Linked DNA regions of Homo sapiens: region 1 is linked to region 2. The links are chromatin loops, found by intact Hi-C in ENCODE. Cell type or tissue: PC-3. All regions are shown on one strand. Links, peaks and the distances in the headings refer to the core of each region. The heading gives the core; the rest is flanking DNA.

What was found. Hi-C counts contacts between places; a loop is a spot of excess contacts. Peaks named below come from ENCODE experiments on the same cell type or tissue, not always from the same donor. Only the 100,000 strongest peaks of a DNase experiment are listed, where the experiment ranks them.
Region 1: a loop joins it to region 2, with 2.3 times the contacts of the local background. A loop is called at or near these places in 1 of 110 quality-filtered maps.

Annotation. Positions count from the first base shown.
Region 1 is chr6:80,920,849-80,931,208 of GRCh38, reverse strand. No RefSeq gene overlaps it. Among named protein-coding and RNA genes, the nearest start is that of BCKDHB, 820 kb to the right of the region's middle. In PC-3, for the core only: no CTCF peak of the experiment used is centred there; no DNase peak of the experiment used is centred there.
Region 2 is chr6:80,762,086-80,772,445 of GRCh38, reverse strand. No RefSeq gene overlaps it. Among named protein-coding and RNA genes, the nearest start is that of BCKDHB, 660 kb to the right of the region's middle. In PC-3, for the core only: no CTCF peak of the experiment used is centred there; a DNase peak (open chromatin) is centred at 4,435.

The DNA.
Region 1 (10,360 bases), core at 1,287-9,286, 160 kb before region 2:
CAGAATGGTGATAGATGTGAGTATAAATATAAGACAATCATAGTAGTTTTGATAAGATGCTAAGGGAAGTGTAGAAGAGAAGCAGCGAAGGATTTCACCATCTCTTCCAGTAATTAATTATGCCCAATGTGCATTAATCAGTCTTTCAGTGAAGCATGAGAAAATGGCATCTAAAAATTAAGGTTTCTTAAACCCACCCTTAGAAGCAAGTTTATCATTAGAGCAAATAATATAATCTTAAACATTTTTTACTCTTTCCCCTATAGAGATTTACCTTTCTGTTATTATTTACCTTTTTGTTAGAGATTTACCTTTTTGTTATTATTTCTTCTTATTAAATATATAGGTATATTTTTCTTAGTTGGCGCTTCCATATGTAAGGATTAGAGGATTATGGATAGTGTAGGAGAGTGAATATTTTCATATTTCTACATGGTTAGAGCTTTAAGATAAAAGAAAGCTAGAATTTGGATTGAAGGATAAATCTTAGCAGTTAAAAGATGACTGAACAAATAGTGAAAGATCATGAAAAAGATTTAAATATTTTATCTTCTTGGTGTTTACATTTCAAAGGATGAAATCCCTTTACATTCCAAAAGGACTTAAAACATTAGGGAGCAAAGATTTCTCTCCTTTTCTCAGGAAGACAGGGGGCACTGTGTAGATTATATTTAACTCCCACATTCATAGTTGGAGCTTTCTCTCCTGCAGTGCAAAAAATTCTTTGCACATACATGGCTCAGCTGGCCCTCACTGCATCACCCCAAAGAGGTAAGTATGAGACATCAAGAACTAATGTAGCTATTGCTATAAGTGATAACACTCTGTCCTTGATCTGGAAACTTAGTGTTTGCTTTGCCAATAATATAAGTAAATATAGGCAATAAAATTATATCAGATTGATCAAAAGTGATCTTTTTGACAAATAGGTGCCACAGATGGATTAAAAATTATCTAAGGAGAAATGGACACAAAAGAGTACCATGTACCTCTAAGAATGGCATCCATAGAATAAAGCTCAGAACAAATTGAGACTTGTGAAGAGTAATAGGAGCAATATAAAAGTATTTGTAGACATTTCTTAAGCAAGAAGATGAACAATGAAGGGGAAGAGTCTATAATGTTAAGAAAAGACAAAAAGAGAGTAGTCTGTTATTAAGGAAAATAACTTTCAAGCAAGGCACTTTAACAGTTAATTATAATAATACCTTTGTAGAATTTTAGAGTTTTTGGGTGAATGTTTGGCAGGTTCTAAAATTTTGCATCCCATTTATTATCAATAGTGTCTTGTGAATCAGGATAATTTTAGCCAAAACAGACTTGATTTTATTTCACATTTTAATCAGATGGAAAGCTATATGTATGAATTCGAACAACAGAATTATGATTCAAAATTATCTCAGCTAGGTAAGCCAAAAATAGAAGTTTGAATGTAACTGACAATTTTTCACATGGAGTTAGAAGACTACTTACAAAATAGAGGAACTAACAGTATATTTGAAGCTGTCTTTGGAATGAGAACCTAACTTATTTGTCATAAAAGATGGACTCTTAGCTAAAACATGGTGTTACAGGTTTTGGTCCCAGAAATATCACTCAATGGCTAAGACATGTAGAGGAAGACACAGAGTTGTCTAAGCCTATGACTTTTTCACTGTATGTATAATATCAAATTCAGGACAGTTTCAGAAGTGTGTTTGGTTATTGTCATTCCAGCTTTACAACATTGTCTCCGGTTTTAGAAGGTTCATTTTGGAAGAGACAATGGCAAACAAGAGAGTATCCTGAGAACAACAGCTAGGACATGGCAGAAACCAAAAGCTAAGTAATGAGACTCATTTGAAAATTGAGTACTTTTAGCCTAGAATGCAGAACACAATGAACAAGAGATATCCACATAAAACAACATTATATTGACATTAAAAGGTCATGCATATGAGGAAATACAGGTAAGAAATTTAAATTCAAATGAGGTTCCTGACAAAGGCTTATAATTTAAAAAAATTAAATGAGGTATATTAGTTGATTATATGAATTGAACATTTAGAAAACAATGACATAGATTAGAATAATTATAGTAACAAACACCTCAAATCCATTATTTTAATGCAAAACTGCTTGAATTAATTTTAAAAATTGGAAGTGTTACCTTATGGACAACCAGTTTTGCTACAGAGGAAAATGCTAGAACCAGCAAGTAGATGTCTGTAATATAGCGGCATAATTTAGACTAATAAAAGAAAATCTTTTAAACTCTGAAAAGAATTCCCTTAGAAAAGAGTGCCAAATCCCCGGAAGTGCTTAAGCTAAGGCTGGAAAACCATCTAACTGGAGATGGGATTTCTGTAAGATAACCTCTAAGACCTTTTCCAAATAAAATTCATTATTTTATTAAATAATGCAAGCCCATGTGGAGAAAAGGTCAAAAATACAGAAATATCCAAATATTATTAAAGTATCTAGTAAAATTTGTAAAGGATAATGTTAGAGTAGAATCTGGAAATCATGCTTCTGGAAAGATTTTCAGAAATGCAAGAATCAATGAATACTAAATGAATTTTGCAAGAAAATCATTGAAGCATGAAAAATAAACTTTTTGAAATAAAGCAAAATTCTACTTTAGGGCTTTCTCAGCATAGCTATAGATTTGTGGGTCAAAATTCCCAAATAACCAATATATTTAAAATCATCACATTTTAATATATCACTGTGAATATCATGTAATAAACAGAAATGTAATAGATTATTTATGCACAGGTTTATATGCCAATTCAGAAATAAATAGAATTTCCTCAGGTGTGATAGTACAAGCTTTAAAATGTAGGATAATTGGGAATTATTTCACTATTAAATGCAGTTTGTGTTAAATAGAATTTTCTCTCTCTGTTTAGCTGAAGGCCAAATTTATTTACTATTACCCTATTTTTTCATGATAATTTTTTCTTAATTTTTTTAATGTTTTATATCATTTGTCTTCATATGGGAATTGTGCTGGGACAAAGTGAACCATCATTGGTATTTCTTGCTTACAGATTCAGTGAATTTCATTTATTTATTCATTTAGTAAATATTTAATAGTCATCCAGAAATGTAGGATGCGAGGCCCTAACAACATTATGGTGAGCTGCTACTGAAAGCAACTGATAAAAATACAAGAAAAAGCTATTAAATGCTATTGTAAGGCATGTCCAGAATATTGCTGGTGTACATAGCAGTGGCCCTTGTCTAGCATGGCAAGATCTACCGCAAGGGGCAGTTAATGAAGAAAATGTGGTCTCATTTGGACTTAATATTTGAGGAAGAATTATCCAAGATAAAGGGGAAAGAGTATTCCAGATAAAGGAAAAAGCCCATAAGAAAGTCCAGAGGTAAGTAAGAACTGACAGGCACTAGGACCTGAAAGAATAAAATTGTGCTGAACATGCAGTGCATGGAGGTCAAAGGAGTTGGAAGGGTGATTGGGAGGGTGGGCATAAGACTACATAGTTGACTAAGGACAATGCTTTTTAAGGCATAGCAAGAAATTGGATCTTTATCCTGAAAGCAAAAGACATCAAAGATTTTCGTCCTCCTAAGGGGGGTATCGGAACGACATTTGCATTTTAGAAGAATAACTCTTTCTACACAGTGAAGAATGATTTTTTTTTTTTCTTTTTTTTGAGACGGAGTCTCGCTCTGTTGTCCAGGCTGGAGTGCAGTGGCACAATCTCAGCTCACTGCAACCTCTGCCTCCCAGGTTCAAGTGATCCTCCTGCCTCAGCCTCCCAAGTAGCTGGGACTACAGGCATGCACCACCACACCCAGATGATTTTTGTATTTTTAGTAGAGATGGGGTTTTACCATATTGGTCAGATTGGTCTTGAACTCCTGACCTCGTGATCCACATGCCTCAGCCTCCCAAAGTGCTAGGATTACAGGCATGAGCCACCGCACCTGGCCTGAAGAATGAATTTGAGAAGGTAAGACTGGTTCCAAGAAGATCCATTTGGGAGTCTATTACAGTCCATCATATGGATATGGTGGCTTTCATGAGCTTCATGATCCTGAGGATGAAGATCAATACACACACTTATGTTTTAAAGTAGAATTCATGAAACTTTGTTACTGGTTGACTTTGAGAGTGAGGGAAAAAGGGAGTCCAAGGTGATGACCAAGGTGGTTTCTTGGATAATTGAGAGGATGGTGGTGGTTCTAACAAAATGGGAAATACCAAACAAATTCACCTGGGAAAAGTGATCACTTTGGTTTTGAACATTTTGAGTTTGAGGCAGCTGAAATACTGAAATACAGATGTCAAGTAAGAAATTAGATACACAACTCTAGGCCTTAAGAAAAATCTGGCAGATCTATCAGCAACTAGGTCATTCCTGAAGCCATGGGAGTGTGCAAGATCCCCTAGAAACATGTGAAAATCAAAAAGCAGAGAAGACCTGGGGCAGATCCCTGGCAAATACCTTATGAGAATGGCAGAGGAAATATTGCCTAGAAAAGAGGTCACGAGTAAGCAAACAAAAAATTGTCAGAGTATATGAGGAAAGAATGTTTCAGAAGAAGGTTGTGGTTGACAATTTTAAGTGATTTTCTTAAAGGCCCTGTGATTTTCTGGGGTTGAGGTAACAAAATATCACAGAATTAGTGAATTAAACAAAAGAAATTTATTTTCTCACAGTTCTGGAGGTTGGAAGTCCAAAATCAAAGTGCCAGCAGGGTTGGTTTCTCCAGAGGCCTCTCTCTTTGGCTTGCAAGATGCCCATGTTCTTGTGTCCACACATGGCCTTTTTTTCTGTGCACACACATTCCTGGTGCCTCTTCCTCTTCTTATAAGGGCACTCATCATATTGGATTAGGACCCCACCTTTATGACCTCATTTAATCTTAATTACCTCTTTTTAAAACCTCTATCTCCAAATGCAGTCATATTAGGGTTAGGGTTTCAACCCATCAATTTTGATGAACATAATTTAATCAATAACAGGGTCCTAGTGGGAAATGGTGATGTTGGAATTATCTCTGACTTCCTTCATGATCTAGTTCAGGATTCTTTCCATTATAACACACTGTTTCTCTACATAATATTTAAGTTGTAATTTTATTACCCAACTCTAGCCATAACACTGTAAACTCTTTGTGTACCATGCTCCTATTTATTGTTACATCCCACAGTAACTACCATAGCATCAAGTAAAATGATGTATTAATTAAAGGATATATGTGAAGTAAAATCTAAGTTCAGCCATTTCTGTGTAAATTAAGATTTCAGTTGGTTATGATGGCCCTTACTAATTATCTTCAGTGCTATGTGCCCGTTTATAAACTGTAAATAAATATAAACTCGTCATCTCTTTGGAGGAATAAAGCCAAGATGTTTAAGAAGACAGAAGTCAAACTAAAAGCTGGTAAAAGAGTGCAAGAGAGAATATATACAATATATTAACTCTACTTCATCCAATGTCCACTCATTTACTCCGTTTCTGAACCATTTTACTTCATAGGAGAGCAATGCTGGAGATTATATGTTGAGAAATGGTAGGCTTAAGTGTAAAGGATGGGTGGCAGGAAATAAAGGAGTGGTTCAACTTTGGGATGCTACAATTTGTAAACAAAAAGTAATGACAATTGACAACTTGGTGGCACAGAAATTAATATTAGAGCCCTGAGAAAAAATAAAGTATGAGTGACATATTTCAATTTCCCTAGAGGAAATTTCCTTTTAGATTTTCTCCCATGACCCACATCTTCCATTTTCTTTCAACATTCACTTTGGTCAGAATTGAGAAGCAAAGAGCTAAATCCATTATTGGAGGAAAGGTTAAGAAAAGATTTAAAATATGGGTGAGGGTGAAGGTCAGAAGTATCAAGGATGCAAATTCAGTGTATCAGATAATAATAGAAAGCCACATGTAAAACACAAGCCAGGAAATGACTTTATGTGTTACCGTGCTAAAACCGTCATTTTCGTATTAAGAAACATGTTCTTTACTAGCCACAGGAAAAGCTCCTTGCTACTTTTGCTGGCTGGAATGTAAGATACACATTTCATTGGTCTCTGTTCCTGAAATCTGTGGCTTGAAACTTGGAGGGAGGAAAGGTCATTAGATTTAGCTGGCCTACAATAATACTCCATAAACCAGTTTCAATTGTCAAGCAAAACCTTTGGCGTGGGATCTAAAAACCTGTAATTCACTGGAATGAATTAATTGACATCTTTTAAAATATTAAATTTATTTTCAGGTTTTATGAAAATGTGTAGTTTCCATGAAAACAAGACTGTATTTTAAAAGAAAAGTATTATTTTAAGGCTGGCATTGGATTTTAAGACATTTTGTATTTTACATAATTTGATAAATTTGACATATTTATCAGTTATTATCCCTTATCCCTCACTTCCATCCAGGTGTAAGATTTCAATTTCTTAAACACCAAGCAAAATTTTAAGAAAAAGAGTTGTTGAAACTTTAAAATTTGCTAATCCCAATGTAGAAAGGTTCCTATCTACTTCCCTATTTCCAGTATATTTCTGGATATGTATGGCTATAACTCCTCTACTTTATCTGTCAACTGATAAGATCAGGATTTGTTTTGAGATTCCAAGACAGTGTATGTAAGGAAAATATTCTTTTATCTTTGGATGCTTAATGGTATTCAGAACAGACATTTTTCTCACACATGAGCTCTTACGTGTTTGAACTTTTTGTCTTGATCTAATGTAATGTGCGCCTCTGAGGTGCGTGCTGAGGAAAGGAATTGGTAAAGCATGAAACGGCCATTGTAGGGAGTTCAGTATTTAAGTGACATTGCTAACAAAGAGGATTTCTCTCTCACCTACAGACCTTTCAGTTGATCTTGTGCCTTCAAACCTCTCCAGATTCAAAATAAAGTAGCCATTCTTTCTACTTAATCAATAATTAAGTATTGTCAATAATTTGTAGATAAACATTGGAGTCCTGCTGTAAAAACTTATGCCATACAGACTTAGAACAAGGAAGATAAAGTCCTTTTGACTTCTTGGAGCACTTAGCTGAATGTCATAACCTGTTTAAACGATATGGATCTGCCTATTGTAGGACAACCCCCTGCAACAAGGAATTTGATATTTCTGGAGTAGGTTTCAGCTCTCAGAATATTTACTTGTAGATGTGCGTATGAATTCTAAGTGTAACTACAGAGACTATACAGATGGTCCCTGATTTATGATGGTTTGGCTTACAATTGTTTGACTTTATGATGGTGCAACAGCAATAAATATTCAGTGAAAACCATACTTAGAATTTTGAGTTTTGTACTTTTCCAGGGCTAGCTATATGTGTTACTATACTCATACATGAGATATTCAACACTTTATTATAAAATGGGCTTTGTGTTAGATCATTTTGCCCAACTATAGGCTAATGTAAGTGTTGTGGGCATGTTTAAAATAGGCTAGGCTAAGCTAAGCTATAATGTTTGATAAGTTACATGTATTAAGTGCATTTTCAACTTATGATATTTTCAACTTATGATGAGTTTCTGGGATGTAACCCTATTGTAAGTCAGGAAGTATCTGTATAAATAGACATAAAATTATTGTTTGTTTTTAGAATATTTGTTTTTCTCTTTTGCTCTGCAGAAGACCTAAAGATATTTGGTTTTTGGCTGGCTGCTAGGATCACCTGGGGAGCCTCCAGAAAATCCGATGCCTGAGACCCACATCCCAAGATTCTCATCATGTTAGATTATGACAAAGATATTTTTAAGCTCCCGAGTATTTTTAATGTGCACTTAAGGTTAATAAACACTGCCTTGGGCTATTGTTCAAAGTAAAATCCCTTTATCCCCATGGCAACTCCTACTTCTTACATTTTGATTTAGACTTAGAGATGCCTGAGTTTGAGTTCACACTTAGCCGCCCTAATTGGGTCAGACCTTGTTCATTTCTAAGGCTTAGATTACTTTATGTGAAATATGGAAAATAATAATAGCTATCTTGTGGGACTATTGGGAAGATTAAATGAGATTCTCCAATTTGAAGAGCTTGACCTAGAGTAAGTCCCAAATGCATAAGCTGTTACTCCTGTTACTGTTGCTGTTTTACTTTCCTGAATATTAATCATGCTATTCAGACATTTCAAATACTTGCATTCTCCTCCTCACAGAGTAAAGCCAGGTTCCTTCCTAAGTCCCCAAGATGGTCTCACTTCTTGCCAGCACTTTTAATGAAAACCTTCTTTCCATATAACAAATATGTTTTTGAATTGCTCTCTTAGGCTTCTGTGGCTAACTGAAATGTAAGCCACATTTCAGATAAAAATATGGCAATCAGTTTCTACTTTGCACTATGCATTTTCAGGTATATTTGTCCATGTGAGACTAAAATTGTGAAGTCAGGGTCCAAGTCCAATTCTTCATGTTTACATAACATCTAGCCTAATGTATTGCACAGAGTAAATGCTTAGGACAAGTAAGTGAATGAACGAATCAATAAATTAATTGTGAATCTAGTAACCCATGCAGATCACGTCTTACTTTGTGGACTTTTAGTATCTGGAAAAGCAACCCGCAATGAAAAGTCATGCTAGCTCCTATCACACTGTATAGTGATATTCTTTGTTTCTTGTCAGCTAAAAGCTTAGTGATGGCATAAGATTTGTATATACTCCCTTTCTCCTAGGAGAATTTCTTCCATATAGTATATGCCCAGTAAATATCTGCAGCAGAACAAAAATTATTTATAAATAAATGCTTGGGAGATAATCTCTCCTCTGCCAAATATTTCCTGAGCTTTATAATCCATGTGGCTATTTTTCACTCTTTGGGCAATTCTGTTCTGCATCTCTCAAGTCAGTGTATTTGTGCATGGTGCTTTGTCCTTTCATTGTTTCAGGAGTAGGGGTGTGTGTGTGTGTGTGTGTGTGTGTGTATGCTTCCTCCTCTAAACTAGATGATAACTTCCTCGAGAGGGCACTAAAGCTTTTCCTTCTTTATATCACTCATGCTACTTAGCCAAGGTCTGGACACGTGCTGAATTAATAATTGTTTGTTGAGTGCTTTATTCTCAGGCAGCAAAGAGAAACATATTGTTGTTATTATCTTTTCCATTTTCCACTTGAGTTTTATGCTATAAGAAAACCTAAGAAGTCACATTCCATAGGGAAATCTTGGAGGAGATTAGATCCTCATTTACATGGGTCAGAGACAGTTTTGGGGGCTGCATGGAAGAGAGGGAATGCACAGTCTGACCCCAAGCCCTGTCCAGCTCTGTCTCAGAGACCTCAGCAAGGGAGTAAACAGGGTCTTAATGAATTCTGCAGATGATACTAAAATGGGAAATGTTGGAATAATAAAATGAGCCCTAGCAAAGAAAATAAAATAGGTTCAACTTGGAAAAAAGAACTAACACATCTAGGGGAAAAATAATTCAAAACACAGGTTCAGATTGAGGGACAAACCTGGAAAACAGCACATGCAGCAGGCTATCCTCGCATAGTCCAAAGTCTGGGTTGACATTTCAGTGCACTCCTTTCTCTAACTTGCCCTCATCTCTGAAGGGGTGAAACTTTTCTATGGTTCTGATAACATTTGAAGCTGAAATTATCATATTCCAAATTCAGGAATTTTAGGTCCTTTTGACATAAACAAATGTAAATGAGATCCAATGTCCAGATGTAAATAATGAAACTGAAAAAGGAAGATTTTAAGTATTTATTCATAATGATAGATTCCCAGAGCAGAACAAGAACAGATTATCAGAACAAAAACCCATGTGGGAAAACATACCCTAAAAAATAATATTAACACCCTGCCACAGATTCACTCCCATTTATGGCCACAGAACAAGGACCCTTATTTTAGAAAGAGATGAATTTAGGATGTTCTTCAGTGTTTCAGGAAGTATTATATTGAATCCTTCCCCATCTCCACAGAATACCTTATTGATAACATCACTACTGGCCCTTTCGTGGCCTTTTGCTCTCGACGTCAGATAGTCATGGCACTTTCACATCTTCTACTAAGGCAGAGGGAGAGAAACTACACTTCTGTTAGTTCTGAGATACTTTGGTCTTATTAACAATGGAAACATTCTGTAACATAAAATGGTTTCTACCTAGCCTCACAAATAATCTTCAAAAATCTATTACAGTTTCAGTCATTTTTACTCATATTATGTTTAATCATTTCAGTCCATCCATATCAATAGTTATTAGGTTGGTGCCATTTTCAATGGCAAAAACCACAATCACTTTTGCACCAACCTAATAAAAGGAGCATAAGAATCTCTCTGTCCCTTGTAAGTTGGATTCCTAGGTATTTTATTCTCTTTGAAGCAATTGTGAATGGGAGTTCACTCATGATTTGGCTCTCTGTTTGTCTGTTGTTGGTGTAT
Region 2 (10,360 bases), core at 681-8,680:
GTTTGTGTTAGGGGGGAGAGAGGTATTAGAGGAGAATGAAAAGAAAGCGCCCTCATCTCAGACCCTATATTGGCCTATAGGCTTCCATATGTACTCCCTTCACCCTTCCACTATAACGTTTTCCAGATAATAAGTGTTGATGAATGAGTTACTAAATGTAACTGGCAGAGCCTCTTTAATGTTCAGAGACCCACTGCAAGGAGAGCAAGGGGGAGGCAAATTCTACCAGATACCTGGGATGCTCTGGAAATAAAAGACCCAATGAGGCATTGGGCTTCATCTGAAAACTGCCCTGGGAGCTATCCAAGGTACTAACCAGCCTCAGAATAAACCATGCACTCATTCTGATTAGTTTGTCCTTTGACAGCGGGAAAAAGCCAGGGAGAATGGGTAGACAGAAGGGAGAAATGTTATTCTACCTATTGTAAATTCAAATTCTGCCTTTGAATGTTACAAGTTATGCATACCTGAAAAGTTATTTCATCTCTTTGTTTCAATTCCTTCATCTAGAAATGAACATAACTACTCTACCTATCTAATAGTATCATGAGAAGTAGTGAAGATTAAGCTTCTTCTTGCATGTAAAGCCTTTAACACAGTACCCAGCACAGAATAGGCTCTTCATAAATGTTAACTTAATATTATTAATGTATTAATAATATACTACAACAAGCACTAATGTGTCTTCTCCCAGAACAACTGAAAGTCACGTTTTGTCATGTCAGCCTCATGATTAATGCCTGTCTTTATTACTAGAATTTTAAACTCTAGAGGGACAGAAAGCATTTCACTTCATCCATTACTTTCCCAGTGACTGATTCAAATGTTCTGGAAGTATATTGTGTGCTCTCAGTACGTAGTATATTATATATTCTCAATACACATTTCCAGTATGCACTGGAAATGAATAAGTAAAGGAAGAAAATAATACAGTAGTCATGAAATAAAGAGCAGGCTACATCAGAAACACCATTGGAAAGAGGGAAAAATGTGCACAGCAGTTCAGCTTAGGAAGAAATTGAACTAAAAATTGACCAACAAAATGTTTCTACATTTGTCACTACTTATTAGAAGCCATGTTTAGGTATTCCTGTAGTATAAAATAATATTATAAATACCTGGGCTAATTTTCACAATAAAATGTGTTAGCAATTAAGGTATTTTTCAGCTTTGACTTAAGGGTATCTGATCTTGTACGTTTCTCTGGGTTGATCAACTATATCCCATCCACAGGCAGCACAGCATAAAACTATTTATGCTGTGCCATTTATGCCATTTTAATGGTTAGAATCTCCATCCAAACCTCCTTCTTTAACCTCTTTTGACCCCAGTGATAGTTATTGATAGTTATTCTGACCTCGATAACCATCTTTTAGAACACTGTGCTTCTTCCCCTTCTGCATCTCATGTCCACAATGCTTCTCCAGCTCAAATATTTACTTGTTTTTATGGCCATAATTTTATTTTTATTCTTTTCAAGCCAATCTGAATAAACATGCCAAATAGTGAATCTTCCCTGGAAAAGACTGCAACTTTGTGGACCCAGATACAAGTTAACTATCTGAGTCTGATCCAACATGAAATCAATGAACTTTGGAAAATCTGTGTCTGAATAAAGCACAGTGTACAGGCAGGTTGACTTACAATCATTCCAACCTCACTGAATACCAAAGCAACAAAGGAAAGTTTGATGAAAATTGAATTTTAAAAATCTATTTTTATGTATTTCCTAAGGGCCACCTGCATTTTGTGCAATTATGCCAATTTCCCTGTATTCAAAATATCACATTTTTAAGAACAATATATTTCATACTAAAAAGCTAAGTATGTTTTGTCCTAATCAAAAATTTTCTTATTTCATGGAATGAGCCCCCGAAATGAAGCAACGAGAGGATAATTACTATAAAATCACACACACTGTATATAGAATAATCCTACATAATTGGAGTGATGGACAGGATAATCTGCTAGGTTTGTCGCCTTAAAGATTTTATAATTGTGTAAAACTGCATAGGCTGCATAAATTTCCTCTTTAAATGTCATATCATTTATTCTTTCTTCCTCATATGTCAGCCAAAAAAATAGCTCATTTATGATAATCAGACATGAAGACTCTGCTTACAAATAAATAGACATACAGCCATAATTGCAGGTTGATTGATTCTGAAGTCTTGCAGAGACCTTATACTATCTTACTAATGACTGTGACAACTATGCATCGTTAGAATCGAGGGGCTAAAGAACTCTCCCTACCCATGGCATAATTGCACAGGTGTAGTGATTTGCATTTTAGTGGCACAGAAAATTACATTCCTAGAGAAAGAAGATTTTAAGTTTTTAAGTTTTTAAAAGTTGATTGGATTGATTATAGGGACTAGTAGTAAAGGAGGTACGGATGCTATAAATTGTCATCAAAGCTATTAAGAGTAACTTTTAAAATATTCATTCAAACAAAGACTTAGTTATATTATAAAGACCAATGTTATCACAAGTCACATTTATATTCTGTGAATTGCCTCTGCTTCTCATGTCAATTTTAAAGAAAATAAATTAAAAATAAATGTACCATTTTATAGATTTATTTGGAACTGTGTCCTACTTACTGATGTCATGGTACTTTTAGAAAATATACCCTCTTAATATCCCATGTAAGTACAAATGTTCCATCCTTTTCAGTAATGAGGGTAGAGATCATTGGTTTCTAGAATATTAGGAATCTGAATATTGAAGTAATGGTATAAGATAAGCTATATTAAAATTCACCTTAAAGAAACAGGATGGCTTTCAGGTGTAAAGAAATATTTTATGGTAACAAAATTAATGGCATTTGGGATTTTTAAAAGAACTATTTATCTCAAAATTTGGAAATAAACATAGAACAGAAAGAAATATAGTCAGTAAAACAAAATGAACCATGCTTATCTAGCACTGCATAGAGGTAACCAGTCAATTAAACTCAACTTCTTATACTGAGAGGTTTATGCCTCTTATGGGAATGACTCGTTTACCACAGCTTAATTTTTTTAGCCATGTGAAGTAATCAAATAACTCTTGCTCCAATTTCATGCTGTCTGAAAAATCTGAGGTCTTGAATAGAGATTTCTGAACAGAGATGATATGTACAGCAGCCAGCATGAGTCTCTTAGTTCACAGTATGTTGTAAATCTCTTGAGAATGGCCATTCCAAGCAAAGCAGCCAGAGTAGCATGGCCTTTCCTGACCTAGCTTCAGAAATCAAGCAGTTTCACTTCTACTGAATTCTATTGTTTATAAATGAATCACTAAGATCAACACAGAATTCTATCTTTATTTCTCCCCATAGCACATACTTATATGTTATTACTTAATTGCTTATTATCTATCTCCCTGTCCTAAAACATAAGTTTCATGTGGGCAGGAATCCTGTTTTATTGTAGTATATTCACTGATGTATCCTCCACACTCAGCACTGTTCATAATAGGTGCTAATCAATGAATAAATAAATTGTCATGTTTCCCTTGATAGGTATGAAAAGAAACATATTTATAAAAACAGGCACACTGAATTTTCAAGGTCGGACGTTTAATAGCTCAAATTTGTGACTATTAAGCTGTTTCATAGAATAACAGATCTATTATATGTTGCAGAAAACAGGGTTCACAGTTAAGTGTGTTTGAGAAACAGTGAATACCTCTTCACTCCTGAAAAACACACGGATCTCTTACACGTTCAAGGCTTCTAGAACTCTTAACTGTTTTTTTAAAAAAATGCTAAATTTTGTTCAGCTCACTTTCCCCCAGTATATGACAAAACACTTCCGTAACAGAGTTGTTATTTATCGCCCATGTAGCTAATTTGCTACAGAATGCATTTTAGTCCAACCTTCTCATCCTAATTTAGGGAGAGTTGATTTTTTATATATAGGGCTGGAAGACGATAAGGGCTCCACTCTATGGCAGTATCACAACATTGTGAAATGAGGACTCAGAATTCAATCAACTTGCTTAAGGTCACAATAAGGGTTACTGGAAAGCTGAGAACCAAAGACTACTTCTCCTTACTTTTAGCAAAATGCTCTTTTCAACACCCTGGGCTTCTCAGATTCATAGACACCTTGGACTCATCCTGGATGGATGGTTATTCTCTCCTTAAGAACCCCATGAGAGACACAATTTGTAATCTCCTTCAGTAGCCTGTCCCATTATTTATCAAGTCAAATTCAGATTGCAATAGGGTGGGATTCCATTACAGAGGGAATGCATTTTCTTTGTCTCATTTAAAATGCTCCATTTAAAAAAAATAATTTATGATAAATTCACAAGTACAATTTCCACTTGTTCCTTGGCCAATAGGGTGGTGAAGCTTGGAGCAGTGTCTTCAGAATGCACTCAGTCCTTGGCTCCAGGCCCCAGTTTAATGACAAGTTGAATCCTCACACTGACAGGCCCCTCCCAGTGAGGCTGCCAAGTGTTCGTCATAGTCATGCACATTAGTCGGTCACAGGAATGGAATGTGAAATGGTCAAGAGTGGGGCAGACACTAAGGCAAAAAGTTTTTCAGCTCCAAAATGTTGGACACTTAAAATACAACCTCCCTATGTTCTACTGAAATAATAAAATATGTAATTAAATCATCAAATTCTGTTTTCATGTCCTCAGTCAAATATTTTAATCATGCTACTCATTTAGGGACACAATTTTATTTATAAAAACATTTTTCTATAGATAGGCATTCATCCATCTACTCCATTATGTTATATAATAAACAGAATCTTAGAAAGCTAGATATAAAACATTATGTGAAAAAGAGCATAGGCTTTGTATTCCCACAGGTCCAGTTTGGATTCAATATCCACTTCATTAATTGCTGCATAGCCTTCAGCAAGTTACTTAACAAAGCTAAGGTTCTCACATCTGAAAAATGGGACAGTAAGTAGAATTTCAGTGTACTTTATGAGGACTGAATAAGAAAATTTATTTGAAAGTAGCTGGCACAGTGTCTGGAGGACAGTAGGTTTTCAATAAATATTCTTTCCAGTCTCCTATATAAAATGAGAATTATATTTTAAGTTCACTGGGGAACTCAAAAATTAAAAGTTTGAGCTTGATCCTCTTATAAACAAAATGATGTTTTATGTGAATTAATACCCATTTATCTACTTGTTTGGAAATGTCATCTTTTAACATGGTCAACTTTTAAAATGGTGAACCATTTTACATTAGGTTACATAAATATTTCTTCTCTATTATTTGTTGGCAAAAGCCTAAAAACTAAGCAGACCAATGCATAAGTTTTAAAAACTACAAAATAGACTGTTGTGTTCTTTATCTGTTTACTAAAATTCCAGTAGTTATACTTCAAGCCTAATATCAAGGGAATTACATATCTAGATAGATAGATAAATAGACAGATAGATATACACATATCAAAGAAAGGAGGCACATAATTAAACCGCTATGCATACAAACTTTGGCAAAAAGTAAGCCAAAGGAAATAATGCACAGCAAGGACAAAATAGACCTGTGACATATCTGTGATAATAGGAAATCTTTGGGATTGGCTAACTGATAAAAATTCCAAACTTCAGATGACACATTAAAAAGTTTTACTGATACATGACCCTGCAGTCCACTTAAAGTATCCACAGAAATCTGTATATGGGTTTACCAAAAGATGTACTAGAATATTTAGAGCAGCAATACAAATAATAGCATCCATGCAGAAAACTACCTAAATTCTTACTAACAGTTGGGGTGAAAAATTTTAATATGGTTATGTAATAGAACACTGTATACAATTAGTAATAAATGATCTATGACTAAGGCAACATTGTGGAATCTCTCAAGCATAATATTAAGCAAAAAAAAAAACCAGACACAAAAGAATATCTATATGATTCACTTCATATAAAGTTCAAAGCACACAGATCTTATTTATTATCAGGAGAGTAGTTAGTCCTTTGGAGTTAGTAACTAGAAGTTGCCTTTTGGGAAGCTGTAATATTCTGTTTCTTGATCAGGGCATGTTCAGTTTGTGAACATTCATTAGCTATATACTGATGAAGTGCCACTTTCCTCAATGTATTTTATACTTTTAGGTTGGTGCAAAAGTAATTGTGGTTTCAGACCGTGAATTTTAAATTATTATAGCTAGGCTCAAACACATCTTTATTAATCAAAATAGGAACCATTAAAATCAACAATTTTTGCCAATAAGAAATGTTTATTCCTGTAGCATAAAAATCTGTGCTTCAGGATTTAACAAACTCTTAGAAAGCATTTTCTGTATCCTGCTAGTTGTGGAAGCGTTTTCCCTGCAAAATGCTGTGGAGATGCCTGAAGAAGTGGTAGTCAGTTGGCTAGAGGTCAGGTGAATGTGGCAGATGAGGCAAAACTTCTCAGCCAGATTCATTCAACTTTTGAAGCATTGGTCGTGCAACATGTGGTTGGGCATTGTCCTGGAGAAGAACTGGGCCCTTTCTGCTGATCAATGCCGGCTGCAGACATTGCAGTTTTTGGTGCATCTCATCGATTTGCTGAGTGTACTTCTCAGATGTAATGGTTTCACCTGGATTCAGAAAGCTGTAGTGTATCAGACCAGCAGCAAACCACCAATCAATGACCATGATCTTTTTTGGGTGCAAGTTTGGCTTTGGGAAGTGCTTTGGAGCTTCTTCTGAATCCAGTGTCTGAGCCAATCACTGCCAGTTGTCATATAAAATCCACTTTTCATTACACATCACAATCTGATTGAGAAATTGTTCATTGTTGTTGCATAAAATGAAAAGACGACCCTTTGAAAAGACGATTTTTCCCCAGCTCATGAGACACCCACTTATAGAGCTTTTTCACCCTTCCAGTTAGCTTCAAATGCCGAAAGATGGTAGAATAGTTGATTTTGAGTTATTTGGCAATTTATCAGGTAGTTGTAACAGGATCAGCTTTGATGATTTTTCTCAATCGGTTGTTGTCAATTTCTGATGGCTGGCTACTATGCTCCTCATCTTCAAGTCTTTCATCTCATTTGCAAAACTTCTTGAACCACCGCTGCTCTGTACATTCATTAGCAGTTCCTGGACCAAATGCATTGTTGATGTTGTGAGTTGTCTCTGCTGCTTTACAACCCATTTTGAACTCAGATAAGAAAATTGCTCAAATTTGCTTTTTGTCTAACATCACTTCCATAGTCTAAAATAAATTAAACTGCAAGTAGTAAGTCATTAGCGAAAAAAACAGACAGCAAGAAATGTGCATTAAAATGGTGTATAACATAACCACATTTATTTAAGAATATATTCCAATATCAAACAGCAAATTTCAATAACTCAAAAACTGCAATTATTTTGCACCAACCTCGTTCCAAAAATTTTTCTTCACAAAACTGAATGTTTTACAATATTTTCACTAAATTGAATAATTAGTTTTGGCATACCCAAATATTTAAAAATCTGCTTAACATCAAGCAGACTCTACTACATAGTAAAACTTTAAATGAAAAAAGGTTTAGCATTCAAGATCATGTTGAAGAAGAAAATATCATGTACTTCAGACTGTCCTCAAACTATTCTAAAGGATTAATTCAGCCAATTAATCAAACTAATGCAAAGAAAATTTGTAAAACCAGTTGGTTGACTGAGTTGAAAATATTTATTCTAGAGTCCTCATGTGATTCCTTTTCTGCTTATTCATCACTAGTAACTGAAGACTCTCAATTGGAGGCTCCAGGCCCTTCTACCACCAAACCCATGAGAATCACATTGACAGATTTTCTCCTGGGTAACAAGAGGGATCTAAAGTTAGCTGGATTCTCCATAGCTGTCTTTCTAAAACCCAGTATTTTTTTCTGCAGTTCTATATATTTGAGCTTTGCCTCACTTTCTAGTTTGTGTTCCAGTAGACCTCTGATACCAACCCCTTAAACTGCAACCAGTTTGGCTAGAATCCTTAAAACTTGCAAACATCTTCTCTTTTAGGAGATGGGTCCTGTCCCAGTCCTTTTTGGCTAATGACTGAGGTTTTATTTCAAACTTCTTGAGCTCCTTTTGAATCCAAGACAGAACTACCAGCCTAATTAGAAGTACTTCATTTGCTGCTAAGCACCCACAAACTGGATTGTGCCTTTTAACAATTTAACTACCACTGATCAGCCTGAGATTGCATTGTGATCTTAAATACCGTAACTTTGCCCTTTTCCCATTCTTCCTTGAGTGTGTCAGCCCTAAGCCAGACCATTCTTCCAGAATGGTTTATTCCTCTATTCATGATATGTTACCATTTTGTTCCAAGAATCTGTAGGCAAAGCTCATGCAAAATATGATATTTTGAATAAAGCTCATAGTCTCATAGTCACTGCCTTTGGGCTACTGATGTAACCAAATAAAAATATACCAGTTTACATTATTTGGAATCTAAGTGACCCAAAGGCATGGAAAATCCTCTAAATAAAAAGGCATTTATGCCTGCCAAAGACTGGAAAATGCAGACAATGATTGCAGTTCTACATTTCACATCATTTTTCATAAACATGTATAATCATTACAAGTTAAAATTGAAGTTCACTTGTGCCTCAAACTATAGAAATTACTTTATATCAAATGTCAACCAAACCTGCAAACTATTTTCAAGCAGGAAATAGGAAAAAAAAAAAACTTTGACATTTCACACTAAAAATATACTTTCTGGGTGTGTTCAAATAAAAATAAAATTATTCACCTTAATTTAATCTGGAATTAAATTAATATAGTTACATAATACAATATGAAAAGACTAAAATTTTAAAACAAAAATTCAAATATCTGAATTTCTAAATTATACATCAAAGGATTATCCGAAGCCATAATTACTCTTGCAATGATCCTATTATGATAAAGTCAAACAAACAGTTAAACTTGACTATTTCAGTAAAAACAATCATTTTTGACTTTTTTGCAGTTACTCAATTATTCAACTCTCCTTATACTGTGATTTCATTGGCTCCTACTGATTTGAGATTTTCATTAGAGCATGTCTACCTGGCCTAACCACCCCAATATGGAGTATAGGCAAATCCACTTATTGTGAAGTAATAAGGTATCGTTTACAGGTTGCTAAAGACAATGATCCAAAAAGCAGATGATGGAGGAACATATAAAGACATACCAGTTGGGTGCAGTTGGGAAGAACTCTAGATAATGTCAAAATGATCAAAATGATCTGCTTCAAGGTTTAAATGGTTGCTTCATGGTTTAAACAGCTGCAGCGTTGAATAAATGGCTGCACTTCTGAAATTTAGAATCTGAACATAGACAACAGATTTTGGCACAATGGGGTGTTGTCAGTAATTTCTGTAATTATAGGATAATCTTGCTAAGCTGTCATGCCTAGAGCTTTGAATTGGAAAAAGGCAAATTTCCCAGTGAAGTGAACATGATTTCTCTGACAGAAATGTAAGGAAAACTACATGCATTTGTTAAAATTGTAAATATTTGACAAAGGTACACTCATAGATGATGTTTCTGGTTTATTCTGCTTAATAGAGAAAATTGACAATAAAAAATGTAACTCTACAATATTTCATCTCTTATTCAGCATTCATAATAACTAATGCTAATCGTGATTTGGATTAATTTAAAATGAAGGACATGCTTTTTGCTGAATGATTTATTTCAATCACTTTATATACTGGGTAATGTGCAACAAATTCAAGGTTCCAATTATTTAAAGCTTGTTTAGTTTTACTCTAATGCACTGCCTTAGTACTTTTATATTTTTTAGCTTACTGTTTTGTTTATCTTATCTTTTAATTAAAAAAAGAAGCTATTGGAGACTGCAGACAATGGTCTCCAGAATTTTAGAAATATTTATTTCCCATTTCCAAAAGCTTCAACATTTGACACAGATGAGGTTTCCTGTTTTCAAGATTTTCTTTTAGTTTTTTTTTCTTCTTTCTTCAATACACTTTTAGGTATTAAAATACTGTTTTAAATATTTGGCAAATACAAAATAATATATAAGATATATAATGCTATAAAGCATAGTAATACAATCAACTTTTAATTGACAAAAATTGTGTATATATATATGGCATATAGCATGACGTTTTGATATATGTATACATTGTGAAATGGCTATATCAATTATTTTATATTAATTCAGCTGTGACTCTTAATATCCCATTGACTCATACAGGTGTCTTAAGTAATGTTTACTTTTTTTGTTAATTTTAGTTATATTTAGTTATAGTATCTATATTTATAGTTATAAATGTTCCAATTTTCTTTAAAACATTTTTACACAAAAACTTATAATATTAATTTTAAAAGTTTATAAAGAAACCCAGGTAGGAGGAAGAATAGATGAGATAGTATATTAAACAATCCAAAAAGGATAGTGTGAGAGAAAG